2 separate regions of the Homo sapiens genome follow, and region 1 is linked to region 2. A link is an interaction called in ENCODE POLR2A ChIA-PET data of the cell type or tissue named here. Cell type or tissue: PC-9. All regions are shown on one strand. Links, peaks and the distances in the headings refer to the core of each region. The heading gives the core; the rest is flanking DNA.

Region 1 (8,888 bases), core at 1-8,000, 79 kb after region 2:
CTGTGTCTGATTGACTTGGGGGCTCAGTGGCCTCTAGGCACCCTTCCTCTGCAAGAACTCTGGGTCCCCCTGGGCTTCTGCCCCTCCTTTTGGGAGTCCCCTAGATGACCCCACAGGCAGCTGGTTTCTCCGCTGAGATCAAAAGGGCAAACACCCATTCCTCACATCATCCCGCCCCATTTGGACCCAGGCTTATTGTGCCGTAGACCTTTTGACCCGGCCAAGATTTTCTGGGATTTTCCTACATTCATGGAGGAGCAGGGTATTTTCAGTAGATTCTTGCTTTCTTCATAAAGGCCCTCTTGTTCAGCTGCTTATAAATCCTCGATATGGAGGACTGTTGGTGAAGCTGGAAAATGGTTTTTGGGGGTGAGGTGGGAGACAAAAGAGAGGAATTTTATGTGGATTCTGCCCTGTAACTACATCACCTCATGCTTGTCAGGGAACTTTCGCTCCACCCTAGGCCCCACTGCCTTTCCAGGAATCACATCCACTATTTTCTTTTGCCAGATCCGCTGGCAAACTGTCTGGGCTCCATTGTTGGATGGAACAGCCTGAGCGGTGGAGGCAGAAAGGAAAAATAGGCACCAATATCGAGTTGAGAATTGCCAGGTAGACATTTCCAGAAGGCTTAGTCCTGCCTTCTAAGCTGTCAGCAGCACAGAAATCCTTCAGTAATACCCCCTTATATCTGGTTCTGAACACAGACACTGTACAAAGAAAATCAAGGAGATGCCGGTTTTATGGCTTATAAGAGAAACCTGTTGTTTTGGATAAGTAGGAAAATTGCACACATCTAACCACATGGAATCGCAGAATTTCAGAGCTAACAGATCTTTAGAGATTAGTCTAATATCCTCATTCTAGAAGAGAGGGACTTGAGGCCCAACAGGGTTAAGGGTACAGGTGGGGGGCGCTTGTTTAAAGTCACCCAGTTAACCCAGTTAGTTATAGCACTGTGAGGACTAGCAAAGAGAACTCGTGACCTTGGTTCAGGGCCTTTTTCACTTCACCATTGCTGAGCATTGTACCAAAGCAAAACTCACTGTCAAAAATCAAGGATACCACAGTCGTCCCTCGAGACTATTTTCCTGTTCGCTTTCTCAATGACCTGCCCCAAATAATCCTGTAACGGAGATAGGACAGACATCATGGATCCTATTCAACCAATGAGGGAGCAGGCTCTGCAAGGTGTGTACTTCAGCAAAGGCCACTCGGAGCAGCCCACCTCCACAGCTATGTTCTGGATCGCCGTGCCCCTTGCTTGGATTTATGATCTAGGTATCTGGTCAGGTCCTTTCCTGTGTAAAGCTCTAAAGGCTCACTTCTTTCTCTCTCTCTCTCTTAGGCTTGTGCATGGAAGGTTTCATGATCATTCCCAGGAATTGGTTCTCATTTGTGGCAGGGATGGGCCCAGCACCCAGACTGTTTCTAATGCTAGATTCTCAGGATGTGAAAAGGTGTTCTGAGGAAAAGGAGGTTTGGTAGATTAATGAAGTTTTGGAAATGCTGGGAAACCACAAACATTCTTCTATGCAGGATCTTTTGGAGCCTTTGCTATATGGAGGTGTATTGTGAAACACCCTGGGTTTTCACACCTCGGGATGGGGACATAATGTGTGTTTCCCAGATGTGTTGGATTATTGTGTTTGATTGAAGCAGTCCCAAGGGGCTGGAGTTCCTCACATCACTGTTTGGGGAAGCCTGATGCACTAAACCCGGGGTTGGCCAACTCTTCAGTAAAGGGCCACATGGTAAACATTTTAGGCTTTGCAGGCCATACAGTCTCTATGGCAACTACTCAGTTCTGCCGTTGCAGCACAAAAGCAGCCAGGCAATCGAGAAACAAATGACCGCAGCTGTGTTCCAACAAAACTTTATTTCCCAAAACAGGAGGGAGGCTGGATTTGGCCCTTGAGCCAGAATCTGCCAGTCCCTGGACTAAGCCATGAAATTGTACAGGACTCTTTTGTTCCCACTCGGATCTGGAGATCAGATCCTATTCTTCCTCAAGGGCTTCCCTGACCACCTTTCTCCAGGACCTCTCCTTCCTCCAAACGGCTCTAATACTTTCATTGTGGAATTCAGCAGCTAGAATGTTCTGTCTGACTACCCCATCTTGGGGGAAGAAGGGGAGGGAGGAGACAACCAGCCCAGCAAGAGTGTTGGCCACGTGGCTAGAGCCAGGAGCGTTTCTAGCAGGGAGGCCGTTATAGGGAAAGTTAAGCTCCACCAGAGGTGGAGCTGGTAAGAGTTCAAAAGGCCAGGGCAGGGCCAGATTAGAGTCCCAGGGCCAAGAGTTTGGAGGGGGCAGAGATAAGATCTGAGTAAGAACTTTCAGGGAGAGAAGCGGGGAAGCCCCAAGTGTTCACAGCTCTCCTTTATGGGCTAACTGATCCATGGAGTAGTCAGGAGGGTTGATTTAAAGGGCCAGAGGCCAAACTGGCAGAGGAGGCCACCTCCACCACTTGGTATTGTCAGTGCTGTTGTTTTTCATCTTATACCTCCGGCTAGCATGATGCCTATACCACTGAGATGAGGGGCAGGCAAACATCTATCCCTAGGCCAGAATCAGGGAAGCCTCCCTGGGGATTTCTAACTTAGGATTAGAATCTAATCGAGGATGCAGGGAGACCATTGATTTTCACAAGATCAAGCAGATTCTCAGGTTCGGGTGCATTTCTGCAGTTCACTTTACACTGTTACTTACTAACGCTGCTACTGCTTGTTAACGTGTTTCTGCACAGCAGGCACTATCCTAGGTGTTTTCACATTGTGTATCACAGTTACGGTAACATTTCTGTAAGGTAGGTGTGATCATTCCCATTTCATAGATGGGAAATCTGAGGACCAGAGAAGTTAAGTTACACTACTCAGGAAAGGGCACACTGGGACTTCATGCAAAGCACCTCACCTCCACAGCTGCATTCTCGATCTTTGTGTCCCCTGCCTTCCCCCTTGCTTGGATGTATAGTCTGAGTATCTGGTCAGGTCCCTTCCTGTGTAAAGCTCTAAAGGTTTGCTTCTTTCTTTCTTTCTCTCTCTCTCTCTCTCTCTCTCCCTCTCTCTGTCTTTCTCTCTCTCTTTTTCTTAGGCTCGTGCATGGAAGGTTTCATAATCATTTCCAGGAATTGGTTCTCTTTAGTCACCTAACTAGTTTATTACAACCCTGGCCTAATGAGGCATTAAAAAAAAAAGTTCAGAGAGCCGGAACTAGAGCTAAAAATTCAGGCACCAGCCCTGAGGTCCTTGCTGACATATGTATAAAAGGAGCTCAGATCTTTATTTGTGGGGATGTCCATCTGTCTCAGCTTACTCGGGGCAAATGCATGACTCTAAGCCAACTTTTGAGAGCTCTCTGCTAATACGTTGGAGGTTTCTTCCTCTCCTCCAATAGCCCACTGTGGTCTGAGACATAAAAAATCAGTTTAATAACAGCCTCAGTCAGGCCCTAGGGGAAGATACCTCCACAGAGAGACCCATAACGCACTGCAGCCAAGTAGACACAGGTTATTTGATTGTGCTCACCTGGTACAGATATCCCAGAGCTGAAAGCATGACTAATGTGGAATGGAGAATGGAGATTCTACTCAGAAAGAAACAAACCCTGCATTCAGGGTCCAGCACCACCAAGCTCTTCATTTTTCATACAGTGACACAGCTTGGTTTACAGGTGCTGGCCTTCCCGGGCCAGCCTGCTCCCTTCACTGTCAGCAGTATGATGAGCTGTCATCCTACTGCCTACTCTCTAAGGGGCCAGCTGAAACCCATGTGGGCAGCAGAGAAGCGGCAGCCTTAGGAGAGAACCCCATGCTGCACCTCTACAGGCATGTGGTGATCACCAGTGCCAATGCCCCTGGCCTGCAGACCACTGTTTGCCTCCTGGATGCATTGCATCAAAGACATTGATTGAAGCCAGGCACCGTGGCTCATGCCTGTAAACCCAGCACTGTGGGAGCGTGAGGCAGGAGGATCACTTGATGCCAGGCGCTTGAGACCAGCCTGGGCAACATAGTGAGACCTCATCTCTACAAACAACAACAACAAAAAGACACACATTTACTGAGTAGGATCTGAACTCTTCTATGTTCTGCCTCTGCCACCTCTGGCCTTGTTCCCACTGCTCACTTACTTGCTACCTCTATCCAGATCTACCAGTTCTGCTGTGAGCATAGAGGGTCAAACAAAGGCTACTTCTTTCCCTGAGTGGCAAACTTCTGGCTTCCTAACCTTGAGTACTTTAGAGAAGAGGAAGAAAGCTAGGACTACTGTGTCCAAAGGTGTTTTCAGAATGCTCTAATTTGTCTGAAGATACTGTGTTTCATTTCAGACAAGAGTTCAAGAAAAAGAATTCAGACTGTGGCTTCTTTAGGGCCTGGCATGGGAAGATCAGACTGATTAGCAAATGCAACTAATCTAAACATTTTATGGGGCCAGCACTTTCCTTCCCTACCTCTGCCAGTGGAGTACAGACAACTACAAATTAATTACAATATACATCACCAAAAAGAAACATACTCCCATTCTAGAGATGGGAACATTGAGGCTCAGATGAACACAGGCTGCAGGGGATTACAGGGGCTATTTTTCCAATCGCTGCCTGTCAGGCAAGCCTTGGGCCGAGAGCCAGGCTCAGACCAGGAACAAGGAAACAGCAAGTCTTCAGCAGGACCCCAGTGGCTTATGAGAGGGGCTGGGCCCAGTCACCTGACACTCCACCTATTGACTTTGGATGTCTACTCCAAAAATCTTCCTCCTTCCGCTTCTCCCTAGCCAGGGTGTGGAGGTAACAGCACATAGGACAATGGTTGGGTAACCTCAAAAAAGGTTTGCTCATATGTCCCTGCCTCTCAGAAACAGAGAATCAAAGCTCTTTGGAGTGTAGAGACTAGACCCAAAGAAGAATTGAGAGAGCTTTTGGACCATGGCTGACTTTCCATTTCCAGGGCCTTTTTCTTTCTTTTTTTTTTTTTAAATATTTTTTTTATTTATTTATTTTTGAGACAGACTCTCGCTCCCTCGTCCAGGCTGGAGTGCAGTGGCACAATCTTGGCTCACTGTAACCTCCACCTCCAGGGTTCAAGCAGTCCTCCTACCTCAGCCACCTGAGTAGCTGGGATTACAGGAGCACGCCAGCATGCGCGGTTAACTTTTGTATTTTTAGTAGAGTATTTTTCACAATGTTGGCCAGGCTGGTCTCGAACTCCTGGCCTCAAGTGATCGCCTCACTTGGCCTCCTGAAGTGCTGGGATTACAGGTGTGGGCCACCACACCCAGCCTCCAGGGCCTTTTATGTTCCACTTCACTCCCCGCTCCCCACGGCAGGCTCCTCAGGGCTGGACACAGGCAATCTCAGGGGGCTCTTACCACAGTTTCTACCTTCACTCTTTCACCAGCCAAAATGAGAAAGGGTAGCAACAACCTCCCCACTCTGGGAGCCCCAGAAGAAATGTTGTTTTCACTTTCTGACTGAGAGGCAGCTGAGCTAGGAAAACAGTGAAGAATGGGACATCAGGGCAGTGACACAGGGAGGCAGGTGGTCAAGGAGAAGGCAGGGCCTCAGTGTGTTCATAGAGGAAAGTGAAAAGATTTGAGCATTGCATGCACACGTTTGGCCAGTGAGTCACCTCTCCAACACCAACTGAAGACTAGAGCTGCTAATCTGACAGCGGCCTTCCTTCCCTCTTCACGTCCCTGCACGCTACCACCCAGCTTGCCATCCTTTGACTTCCCTGATTAATGTTGTTCTTAGAGTTGACACAATGCTGCCCATTTGTACATGCCATATGCCCTGAGCTCTTTAGGAAGGACTCTAGGAAGCCCCTAGAGAATCACCAATAGTCAGGGTCTTTCTAATGAACTCTTCCCTCTCCCACCTGCCCCTTAATAGGGAGACTCACCTGGGAAAAGGTTTAGGCCTTTGAACATAAATCTGGGCTCAGAAACTCCCAGAAAACATGCCTAAATGCAGCCAACCGGAACATTCAAGTTCCAGCTCCCCTAGTGGGATTCCAAGTAGTGGCTTCACAAGGAAGCATGTTGCCAGCCAGCAGCATTGCCAGCTGGGTAACAAGGGCAGTGGTCCCCACCCAATGCTCTTCTCCCCCAGCCCAAAAGGAAGAACTGAAACAGGAAGAATAAACGCTGTGCTCCTACCACTGAGTGACAGCTAGGGTCAGCAAACGCCATACCACTATCTGCTAATGGGAACAGGTAGCATGAATAATTCCAAACAGCCAGTATCCTCTAAAAAGGGGGGGAGAGTTTATTTAGCTTTGGCAAATTCAGTCACAATTTTATTCTTCAGTGGTTGATTCTAAAATGACTCTGTATTTTAGGCTAGATGAGGAATGCTGGATTGCAGGGCTGGCTGGCCTGGGATTAAACATTGACTCCAGTCAGGGGTTAAACATTGACTCAGGTGAAGATCTGTACATAGGAGCAGAGAGTTGGCAGTAAAGAGCATTTCCTCTGTCCCTCTTATCTCATTTTTATGGCAAAAGCCACACTCAAAGGAACCATCCATGTGGAGGGATGCCCGCTGAGCAGTGGAGAGTGAAGAAGGGCTATCTAGCTTCCCTTTCTCTGTTGGTGATTGTGTCAACCCATGGTTGTGGAGCATCAAGCTAAAGACAGCCTGAAGGGTTGGATTTGTGTGAGCCTGTGGGCTTGGTCATCTGCAATATTCTCTGGCTAAACCAAGGGTGTAAACGGACGTCCCTTGCTGTCTGTAGAAATATCATCCAAAAAATTCATCCTGACAGCAAAAGTTTTGGGAAGTGGAGGAAAATGCTTTCTAGAAAACCTTGGTTCTAGACCCATCTGTGTGATGACCTCCTGTGCAAACTGGAGCAAGTCATTTCACTTTTCTGTTCTTGGTCCTTCATCATTCAGTGGAGAATCACTCTAGTTACGCCATCATGTTCTGGTACATGCTCCTAGTAGTCTCCAAAACTGTCTTAGCAGACAGTGCCAGACACGTATGCATGTACACACACACACTTGCCTTTTGCTGTCCCGTTTATTTGCTGCTGAATCATAAGCGCCTATTAGATGCTAGTCACTGAACATATTATAGCTAATCTTTTTTTAGATTTTTATTTTGGGGAGATAGGGTCTTGTTCTGTCACCCAGGCCAGAGTGCAATGGTGCAATCATAGCTCATTTCAGACTGCAACTCCTGGATTCAAGCAATCCTCCCACCTCAGCCTCCCAAGTAGCTGGGACTACAGGGGTGTGCCACCACCCTGGCTAATTTTTTTGTTTTTGTAGAGACTGGGTCTTGCTATGTGGCCCAGGCTAGTCTCCAACTCCTGACCCCAAGTGATCCTCCCACCTTGGCCTCCCAAAGTGCTGGGACTAGAGGTGTGAACCACTGAACCTGGCCTATACTTAATCTTTATAACATACCTATACAGTAAGTATAATTTTCCCCAGAGACATTAAATAATTTGTTCAAGGTTCCCTGGCTGGCAGGTGGTAAGGCTTGGATGTGAACCCAGGGCGTCGAGGTCCAGAGCCCCTGCTCTTTTCCCAAGGCTACACAGGCTCTCTATGCTTGCTACCTCCTGGCTTGTGTTGTTCCTTGACAGTATTGCATGTGAGTGATGACTTCTCAATTGGACTACTTGCCCTTGTGGAACAGGGGTGCACTCTCCTGCATGTCTCAAATCTCCCTGGACCTTGAGCTTGTCATGGTTGGTAGGCCGAGAAATAACCACCATCCCTCTTCCCCAAGGTTTGTCTATGTCTCAATCTCTGGAGCCCAGAAGTGTGACCTTATTTGGAAAAGAGTCTTTGTAGATGTGATGAAGTTCAGGATCTTGAGATGAGGACATCATCTTGGATTAGCTGGGTGGGCCCTAAATACCATCCATATAACAGAGAAACAGAGAGTTATTTGAGACATACACAGAAGCCAATGTGACTATGAAGGCAGAGGTTGGAGTGACACAGCTACGTGCCAAAGAACACCAAAGAATGTCAGCAGCAACCAGAAGCTAGAAGAGGCAAGCAACGGATTATCGTCTAGAGCCTGGAGGGTGGCCCTGCTGGCACCTTGATTTCAGGCTTCTGGTCTCCAGAACAGAAAGAGCATACATTTCTGTTTTCTTAAGCCACTAAAGTTGTGTTAATTTGTTATAGCAGCTGTCAGAAACTAATACGGTGCTCAACCAAAACACAGAATCCTAGAACTGAAAGAGCCTTGGGAACAATTTGGCACTGTCCTCTGATGGAACAAACAATCCTGCAGACCTACAGGATGAAGTGATCTGGCAAAGGTCACTCGGCAATTAGAGGCAGAATCAGGAACAAAACAAAGGTGTTCCACAGTGACTTATGCTGAGTCCCAGAGTCAGGAAAGTCCAGTGAGAAGCTGTTCTTCTGCTGGTATATTTTCTTGTATGATTACTTTAAAAGAAGCAGGGAGGGTTGAGCAGATGAAGTGTTGTAAGTTTGGAAAGTATAATCACTGCTGTTATCATCATTATTATTGATTTGGGCAATGGACTCTCTTGGCCTGTCCCTCCTCCCCCAGGGCTGAGAAATAGTACTATTTTAGGGCCACTGGGTTCCAGATGGGGAAACCACAGTGCGAGAGGGGAAGCAAGTGAGTCCAATCACACCACCGGCGTGTGGCTGAGCCCAGAATAGGACGTAGGATTTTTGACTCCCTGCCTCTTCCCAGGGCTCTACTTCTCATTTTCCCCTTTCTGTAAACTGGATCAGTAGGATCAGTGGGCTCCAGGTATGTGGGGTGTGTGTGTGTGTATGTGTATGTGTGTGTGTCTGACATGGGTCAGCTAAGACAGTTTTGGAGACTATTGAAAACATGCAGCAGGACATGATCTAGTAAATTACCCACCATCATGAAATAGCAAAGCAGG
Region 2 (9,015 bases), core at 450-8,449:
AATAGGGATGTCTGGTTAAAGATAACAAGTTGAACATATTCACTAACCTCCACTCTCCCAAAACTTCAGTAAAATGATAGTAATGGAATTACACTCAAGGACAAAGAGATAGTGGGGTAAATAATAGCAACAACATTTCGGAAGTTAGTGAGCTGCTAACTTTCAAGTAATTTTTAACAAATTAGTTAACAAGCAGTTGGATGTGTGGTAACTGACAGCAGATTTTAAAAAGCTGATGGGAATTATTTTAGGAGAAAGGTCAAAATGATGATGCAGGAGAGAAGGTTACAGGGATAGAGTTGGTGAAATGAGATTCAGAGCACACACAATGGATGACAGGATTTTATAGGAAAAACATGGTTTTTGTTGTTGTTGTACTGACAGGAAAAAAGAAGAAAATGGGTGCAGAGGAAGTTAGGTTTGTAAATTTGGGGATGGGAATGTGGCATTCCTGCCTCTTGACTACTGTTGTCATACTGAAGCTTTCAAAATTGGTGACAAAGTTGTTATATGAAAATGGAGTGAAAGAGAGGTAGACAGTTTATGGAGAGAGAAAAAGAGTGGTCTCAGAAAATGGGAAATCCAGCTTCCTAGAGAAAAGTAGTAATTGCCTGAAGTATAAAGTACCCATTTGAGGTTGTTACTCATGAAGTTATAGTGGTACTAATCTGCCTGTTATGCGATCAACATAAAGATGTTAGTGACTCAAAGGAATCCAGTAACACCAAATCAAAAGCAAGAGCAGGAAATGCTGACATGTGGAGTCAACCATTAAATGTGACATTTCTGGGAACCAAGACACCAGCAGGTAGGAGACAAGTGGTTACAGTCTATTCAGTCTGCCATGCTTAGAGTTTTTGCCATGTGATATAGTGTGAATGTTCTGTCCCCTCCAAATCTCATGTTGAAATGTGACCTCCAAAGTTGGAGGTGGACCTAGTGGGAGGCGTTTGGGTCATGGGGGCAGATCCCTCATGAATGTCTTGGTGCTGTCCTTTTGTAATGAGTAAGTTCTAAGTTCTCACATGAGATCATGCCCAGCCAAACCCCTTTTCCGTATCAATTACTAGGTCTCAGGTATTCCTTTACACCAATGCAAACAGACTAACGTACTATGTGATAAGTGTATGTTCCATGGCCCTGTCTATTGTTAATAATGAGTCATTATAGCAAATAAAATAAATATTAATAAATGTATACTGAGTACGCATGTTAGCACCTCCTTCCTCTCTCTTGCTCCCTGTCTCACCGTGTGACACTGCCTGCTCTCCCTTTGCCTGCTGTTACGATTGTAAGCTTCCTGAGACTCTTACCAGAAGCTTAGCAGATGCTAGCACCATGCCTGTACAGCCTGTAGAATCATGAGCAAAACAAACCTCTTTTCTTTTTTTGTTTTTTTTGTTTGTTTGTTTGTTTGTTTTTAAGACAGGGTCTTGCTCTGTCACCAAGGCTGGAGTGCAGTGTCATAATCATGGCTCACTGCAGCCTTGATCTCCCGGTCTCAAGCCATCCTTTCGCCTCACCCCACGAGCACCTGGGACTGCAGGTGCGCACTGCCATACCTGGCTAATTTTTGTACTTTTAGTAGAGACAGGGTTTTGCCATGTTGCCCAGGCTGGTCTCCAACTCCTGAGCTCAAGCAATCCCCCTGCCTTGGCCATCCAAAGTGCTGGAATTACAGGCATGAGCCACCATGCCAGCCAAACCTCTTTTCTTTATAAATTACTAGGTCTCAGGTATTCCTTTATAGCAATGCAAATGGACTAACACACCTTGCATGTGCACTTAGAGGGAAGGGAGGTGCCTAAGTGGGGAGGTTGTACTGAGAAAGGAAATCATAAACTAGCCTCTGACAGTCAAAGAGATGACCACAACAGCATGCAAGAATGGAGAAGGAGAGAACAGATGAGTCAGGTGAGCTGGGCTGTAATTAGTTTCCACAGAGTCTGGTCATCAAACAGGCATTTACATACTAAGAGCAATGACACACATACCCCCTCAAATGATGACCTATATCAACCAGGAAGTCTTATTCTTTCAGGCTTTTGACTGACTTTGGAAATCCTCCCTTTTCTGTAGTCCAGGCCTCCTTTCCAACTCTCTTGGAATGTTAGAGACTTGGTATATTTCTAAGCAAAAATAAAACAAAGCAAAAACAATATGAATTCCAGGGAAAACATTTAAGTACATGGAGAATGGAAAAAAGAAAATTTGAAATAGTGATTTATTTCAGCTAGGACATATATGTGTTTGCAGGGAGGGGAGGCTCAAGGCTTGTAAGTAACTTCGACTGTGATGTTTATGTTTTATTTCCTGAACTGGATGTTAGGTACGGTTATGTTTGTTATGTCAGTGTATCTGAAATATTTCATAATTTACAAAAAGAAAAAGTTTTTGAGAGGAAAGGGAGGAAGGGAAAGATGATTTTTGTCTATGTCCCTGCTTCTACCTGGTAAAAGATAGGGGTTCCTCCTAGTTATCCTAATTTTATTATAACTGAAAAACTGTGTCTGTTCACAAATAAGACTGTTGCCTACTATCCTCTTGGAAGTTAATTCTCATAAGTCAATTCATTTTTTTAGCAAATGTTCAAATCACACACCTATGGAGCTGGATCAACTTCATTGACTTCATCCATGGGTGTGACTCTGGTTGCACTGAACTGCTGATTTGGAGATGCCCTTCCTGTTTTGTTAGTATTATGACATCATATATGTTTGAATGACACACCAGGGAAAGAGGTCATAGCCCGAAGTGCTCATTCAGCTGTGATATCCATAGGCTGCTGATAGGGTACTGGGTTATCCCAGGCTTCCTCCAACCTCCTTCCTATCCATTAGTCCTGCTCCACTTCATCTTTACCTTGGCCCCAGGATCACTGCCCTTTTTATTTCCTATCCAACCATGATCACAGAAAGAGAAAAGATGAAAGCCATGTGTCGTCTTGTTATAAAACATATTAATAGCTTTAAGTAGGAAATGAAACAGAAAAGGACGAATCTAATAGCTAGAATTACACTTGCAAATTATCTGTGTATTTCATGATTCCCACTTGAGATTCCTTCCAAAATAGAGGCGGATTGGCATTATGCTGATTCATAGCAACCTTGATGTTATACTGCCTGAATTAAAATCTCTGCCCTGCCTCTTCCTAGCTACATGGCCTTGAAAAAGATTTTTAACCTCCCTGTAAAATTTAGATATTAACAAATGCCTACTTTTTTAAGTTAAAGACTAAATTAAAAGATACATGAAAATGCTCAGCACAATACCTAGCAAATAGCAAGAGCTTAATACATTTTGGCAATTATTGTGTACATTGATTTTAAATTTTCTCCCTGACCTTTTAATGCTAGTAAGTGGAATACCTCAAATCCTGATACCTATCAAGGATAATCTACCTGTAGGAAAAACCAGCTTCCAGGCAAAAATCATATCTGTTAAGAGTGGTCTCTGTACCTGGTGGGAAATTTCTTCCCAAAAATAGTAGATTCTTCTACCTACTCTCTTCTCCCTACGAATGCCAAGTATCAGTCCATGAAAGGAGACAAGAGTTGCTAAACTGGTTGGTAGTTTGTTTTGTTTTTATTTCATAATATGTATTGCCACCTTCCATGAACAGCCAAAAGAGAGCAGAGGACCAAATGACAGAGTGCATGCTCTCTCCTTTCAAGCTGTCCAGTCACTCTTTCATCAGGACACGGACCTCTTAGGGGATGAATGGTTTTATTTCCCCCAGAAATAAATTAGGCCAAGGAGATTGTTGGCAAGCACTGGGGCGAGACTGGCCCAACTACAGCATCCCTAGCCTGGGGACACCTTCTTCAGTGGACATGAATGGAATTGCTAGGCTTATGAGCTAGGATTAGGCTTGGGGAAGAAAGTGACTTTCAACATCTAGAAAAGCTAGCAGCAAAACTGAACACAAATGAGTTTAGCCTAGAGAATTCAGGGGAAAACTAAGCTCCAAGCGGAAGAAGGTAGTTCTAGATGAAAAACCTGTTTCACATAGACCTATGGAAAAGCACACTGCCCAGAGGACTGTCTGCGTTCCTTTATATCAACATTAAATATATATACTATCTCTGCCTACTCCCTCCCTGCCACCTGTCCTTCCAGTCTCAGCCCAAACCGGCTCCTCCTCCTTCCAGCCCTCCTTTTTTAAAGAGCTCTTTATTAGCTCTAAACAGGAAAGGGGAGGGTAGGAGATGATTGGCTAAGAGGGAACAGCACCACCCTGCTCATTCCCCTCCCATTCCCTCCCTGAGGAAACAGCTGGAATGAGAGGTAGGGAGGGGAGGCTAGGATTGGCTGAGTCAGTGGCAGGGTGGGGGCCAGGCAGCACAGATGAAGCATTTACCTATCTAGGTAAGTCAGGAGGAGCTCAAAAGGAGAAGAAAACAGTAGGAGGCAGGGGAAGCAGCCTCTGTCTCCATCTCTGCCCTTTGAAACAAAAGGGTATTTCTTTTCTCTCTTCAGCCCCCAACCCAGTGGAGGTGAGTTAATCACTAACCAACTATTGCTTATCCTATAGCAATAGGAAGGGGTTTCATGGGAAATCAGAGCTACAGGGGAGGGGAGGTGTCCCTCTATACCCCAGCTAGGGAGATTTCCTCTCTGTTCCTCAATTCTCTGAGTCCATTCTGGGATCAGATCAGGTTGGTAGCAACTTGAGATTGTAGTGTTTTTGTGGAGACTGGGGCTGGGAGGCACCTTCTTTTTCATTTATCCCTTTAGGTTGGATAGGCATATTGTGCAAACAACAAGAAAAAGAAAATAGATTTGTTTTGGAAATTTCCATCTCTGAACAATTGAAATTGAGTTGTGATTTTAGAAAAGAACAGTTGAAATAGAGGGAGTCAAAATGGGGGAGAGTATCTTGGTTTTCCATAGCGACTGTAACAGGAAATTCTCCCGTGGCTTTACCAACTCGGTGTCGATCTTTATTTAAATAATGGGTGCAATGTGTGTGTGTGTTTGATCATGCTCATGTGATAATGGAGCTCTCTGTGTACAGGTGTGTTAGGCATGAGCTGTACTAGGTTGTTTGTAAAGGGATATGAGGTTGGGGCACATGGAGAAAACTTCAGCTACCAGCTCATCTTTGGAAAACCCATGGATAATCTAGCTGCAAAGTCAAGTTTATTTGGATTCTACTCAATTAACTTTCTGACTCAGCCTGTTAATAGACACAGAGACTGGCAAACAGAAAGCTACCTGGCTGTGCCGAGCCTCACCCACATGAATATTTCGTGGCTGCATGTCAAGTCTAGTTAGAGTTCCAAGTGGGGCTCAAGCCAAGGTAGTGTGGCAGAGTCCACAGACAGAGAAGCAGACCAGGGTGGTGGCTTTGTTTGTTTTCCTGCAGGTGTCCCAGTTGGCAGTTTGTGTGGCAGATTTACCTGCAGAAGGAAGGCAGATGTAGGAGTCGAGTCAGAGTAGCAAGTTGCCTCTCCATTATCCATCTTGGGGGGTTTAACCCTTTGGTCCCTAACTTTGACTCTTTTCCTCCTGCTGCAGAGAAGAGGGAAGTGGGAAGCCCTCAGTGCCAGGCTCAAGGGCCTGGCACACGCAGCCCTGAGTGAATATATGGGTTTTCCAGTCCTGGCAACTGGAGATTTAGGCTTGAGCTCACCTCACACCACAGAGCCAACACCCCACACTCACAGACTGAGGGCTGCCCTAGATGGTGAATTTAGGAATAAAGACCACTGGCAGTGTCTAACAAAGCTCTGCTATGCAGAGGGTATTTCTACCTGCTCCTTCCCTCAAACACACTGGTGAAAGGGAAGATGATAATGTTGCCTAAACACACACAGAAACTTGCCCATGTGTTCATGGAGACAGATATGCAAACTGTGCAAGTTTTAGTCATTCTGCTATTTTTCTTAGGATATTTTCCAGCCCAAGGCACATTTCTGGGTAGTCAACAAGAAGCAAAGACACCTGGATTGAAAGACAGGAAACCTCTTTGACTAGTAGGCAGAGAGGCAAAGCTCTTGGAGGACATGTGGGGGGTTCGTGGGAGGAGGATGAGAGGGACCTGGGTCTGATTAGAAGGTACAGACAAGCCAACCTGGAATGGAGCTGGAGCCCTCTCCCCACCCCACCATCTCCAGATGCCAGAACTTGAACTGTTCTTTATTTCCTCTCCTCCAAGGCTTGGCAGTATTTAGTATTTTAGTCAGTGGTGTAGTTAATATTTAATGTGTCTTTGGATGGGTGGCCCTGACTATAGGTGCTGCATATTTCTTAACCCATTCCCTCCTCCCGTTAAGTTCCCAAAGAGGTCAAGGGTTAAGATACCAAACTCTCACCTTGAGTGTTTTGTTTGTTTCTCAGTCTTCTTATCAGGGTTTCGATGGCTGCCCTGAAAGAGCCCCAAGGTTCAAGGTTGTGAAGTCGGTGAAAGGAAATGCAGCTTTCACCATTAAGATTCTTTAGGTCAGAAAACTAGGTATGGAGATGAGGTGACAGCGCCTCGCTCAGCTTTGGTTTCAGGTTCAGATTCCTCTGTGCAGGGATTATGTAATCCCTAAAGACATGATCTTCCTTGGCAGTTGGTGTCATTTCTTTACTGTAGAAATATCTGCTGTTGGGGCAATACACTGGTCTGGAAGTATAAAGCTGAAGCAGATGATTTGCAGGGTTTAAGGTATGAAGTAGAAGGAGAAGGGGGTTTTAAGGCTTTTAGTATTTTAGTCAGGGGTGGCTAGTAACCATTCTCGGGGGCATGCCCCTCTTGCATCCAGATAGTCCCTGAAATGCCCTGTGGAGGGCTGCCCTGTATATGCATGTATAGGTCATTCCCTGTTTCCCTTAGGAAGGGCTAGTGGTAAGAGCCATAACTTTCTCACCCGTAAAATGAAGAAAACGTCACATCCTGCCTATGTTTCCAGTTTATGCTGAAGATCGAATTAGCATATCTGAGAGTACTTTGCAAGCTATGGCATGCTGTGTTCTTGTGAAGCAGTGCTTTTCCTACCACTTTTATCTCTTCCAGCTACTTGAAGACATCCTAGGTTCTGAAACAAAAGTGTGATAAGCTTCCCTGGTAGGAAAGAGAGACTAGAAAACCTCTGTAAAGTCTAAAGCATACTTAGAAGCACAAGGGTAGTAATTTTCTCTGAAAGTAAGAGGCAGCATCTGCTCACCCATTCATAGAGAATATGATGTTAATTACAGTGAGTCACTTTAAATATTTACTGCCCTGATTTTACAGAGAAGAAAATTGGAGCCCAAAACTAGACCCTTAGATCTACATTGACTTTTTGACAACAATGCCTTTGTCTTATACAGTTTTGTAACACCAGCGCCTATTATTAGGTGCTCATAAATGTTAGTTTAACTGAAAACATTGCCCAAATTTCACTGAGCCATATATTATCCAGGAAATTAAGTATTTAAGTAAAAGCTGACAGTTATAGGTTAGAAACCAAGAAGAAGCCTTCCAAAAGCTCAACCTAATAGACCCTAGAACAGATGGCAAGTTCATTCATTCGGCATTTTTTGAGTGTTTTCTGTGTGCCTAGACTCACAGAGATGGAGCTCCTTTGCTATAGTGGCCTCAACCCTACACAATGTTAGGAATGGGTTAGTCCTCCCTGAACTTGGGCATCATTCATGGAGTGGGTAGCTGAGATGACTGAACTTCATCCACATGATTTCTCATGTTCCTGTTTCTTTGAGCTTCTGGGTATTGGGGAGCTAACCTCATGAAGAAACCCTAAGAGCTTCCTCACCCCACATTTATTTATCATTGGGCTTCTTTGGTGTCTCTGCCCCTCCAGTCCCCTCCTTATCTCCTAGGAGGATCTGGACCCCTATGAACCAGATGTCTGGCTCACTAGGGATCTCTCCTGTTTTCCCCCCAGTGTTCTGCCCCTCCATACCTGCCCCTTTTAAGAGACTCCTCCCAAGCAGAAGAGGAGCTCCTTGGGGCTCCATACTTGCCAGCTCTATAGGGATGGAAAGCTGACTCACCCAACCCAGCCCAAACTTGACTTTGGCACTGGAAGCAATTATTACCAGAGGCCAAGAGGACATCTGCCCTGGCATCCAAAGCCCAAGCCTCCAGATCTCAAATAGATCACGTTTTCTTCTAGGACATTTTACCTAGTGTTGGGAGGGTTGGAAAGATGAAAGAAAATATAGGATGGCATTATAAGGAAAATATGGATTTAGAATCAGACAAACTTTATTCTAATTCTGGCTCTCCTCCAACTCTCTGTTTGATCTTGGAACTGTCTTTTCATCTTAATTCTTTTAGAATTTCATTTTAACATAGCAGACTCACTTCTGGCCTGCCATCTCCAGTGGAGTATTTCCCACAAACAGCCACATCAAAATCCTTGGGACTTTCAGAGGGAAGATGGCACTGCCTTCCTTTGCTACTACTATTGTTACAATGACATTGAAACTTTTTTTCCCTAAGGAATTAGAGTTGGGAGGAAGCTACATGGGACATTTCTCTTGTTCATTTGACATAGGCTAGGGAATCTCATTGGGAATGTGTGCAACAACAGAGGCACTAGAAAGAAAGAGATTCACTAGAAAGAAAATAGGTTTGTGTCAACCACTGCAGGTGCCCTGTTCATGCCTCCAGGCTAGGGAGTTAAAGATGGGTATCGTAGCGGTGGTTGTGATGATGTTGATGATATTGACTGTGATAGCAGGTGACAATTTGCTCTGTGCAAAGTGTTTTAAACGTTCTCACAATAACCCCATGAGGTAGGTATTATTAAGGGACCTGTTTCTTCTCTCAAGTCTACAGTCTCCCATCAAACCAGAACCCTTCTTTTCTGAGATCCTGTTTCTCTTGTTTCAATTTAGTTTGATCCTAGATAGATCTTGTCTTTTTCTTGTTACAAGAACAATAATAGTTAATTATTGACTCATGAGGTCTTAGGGTATTTACTACCAACTAAACTGTGCTAACTGTTCTCTCATTTAATCCTTATACTAACATTATTTAATGAGGAAAAACAGACTCAGAGTAATTTGCCCCAAGTCACA

Evidence for each region. Peaks named below come from ENCODE experiments on the same cell type or tissue, not always from the same donor. Only the 100,000 strongest peaks of a DNase experiment are listed, where the experiment ranks them.
Region 1: POLR2A ChIA-PET joins it to region 2 with 18 read pairs; 4 of 35 experiments call an interaction of 5 or more read pairs at or near these places.

The regions. Positions count from the first base shown.
Region 1 is chr1:206,949,093-206,957,980 of GRCh38, reverse strand. It overlaps FCAMR (Fc alpha and mu receptor), which reads left to right. Exons shown (of 8, transcript NM_001170631.2): 8 at 1-14. Among named protein-coding and RNA genes, the nearest start is that of PIGR, 7.1 kb to the right of the region's middle. RefSeq lists a silencer at 6,142-6,201. In PC-9, for the core only: no CTCF peak of the experiment used is centred there; DNase peaks (open chromatin) are centred at 3,170, 4,180 and 5,530; H3K27ac peaks cover 1,976 bases.
Region 2 is chr1:207,028,060-207,037,074 of GRCh38, reverse strand. It overlaps C1orf116 (chromosome 1 open reading frame 116), which reads left to right and starts at 4,319. Exons shown (of 4, transcript NM_023938.6): 1 at 4,319-4,496. It also overlaps a transcript of PFKFB2 not described here. In PC-9, for the core only: no CTCF peak of the experiment used is centred there; DNase peaks (open chromatin) are centred at 1,934, 4,224, 5,224, 6,444 and 1 weaker place; H3K4me3 peaks cover 2,721 bases; H3K27ac peaks cover 5,633 bases.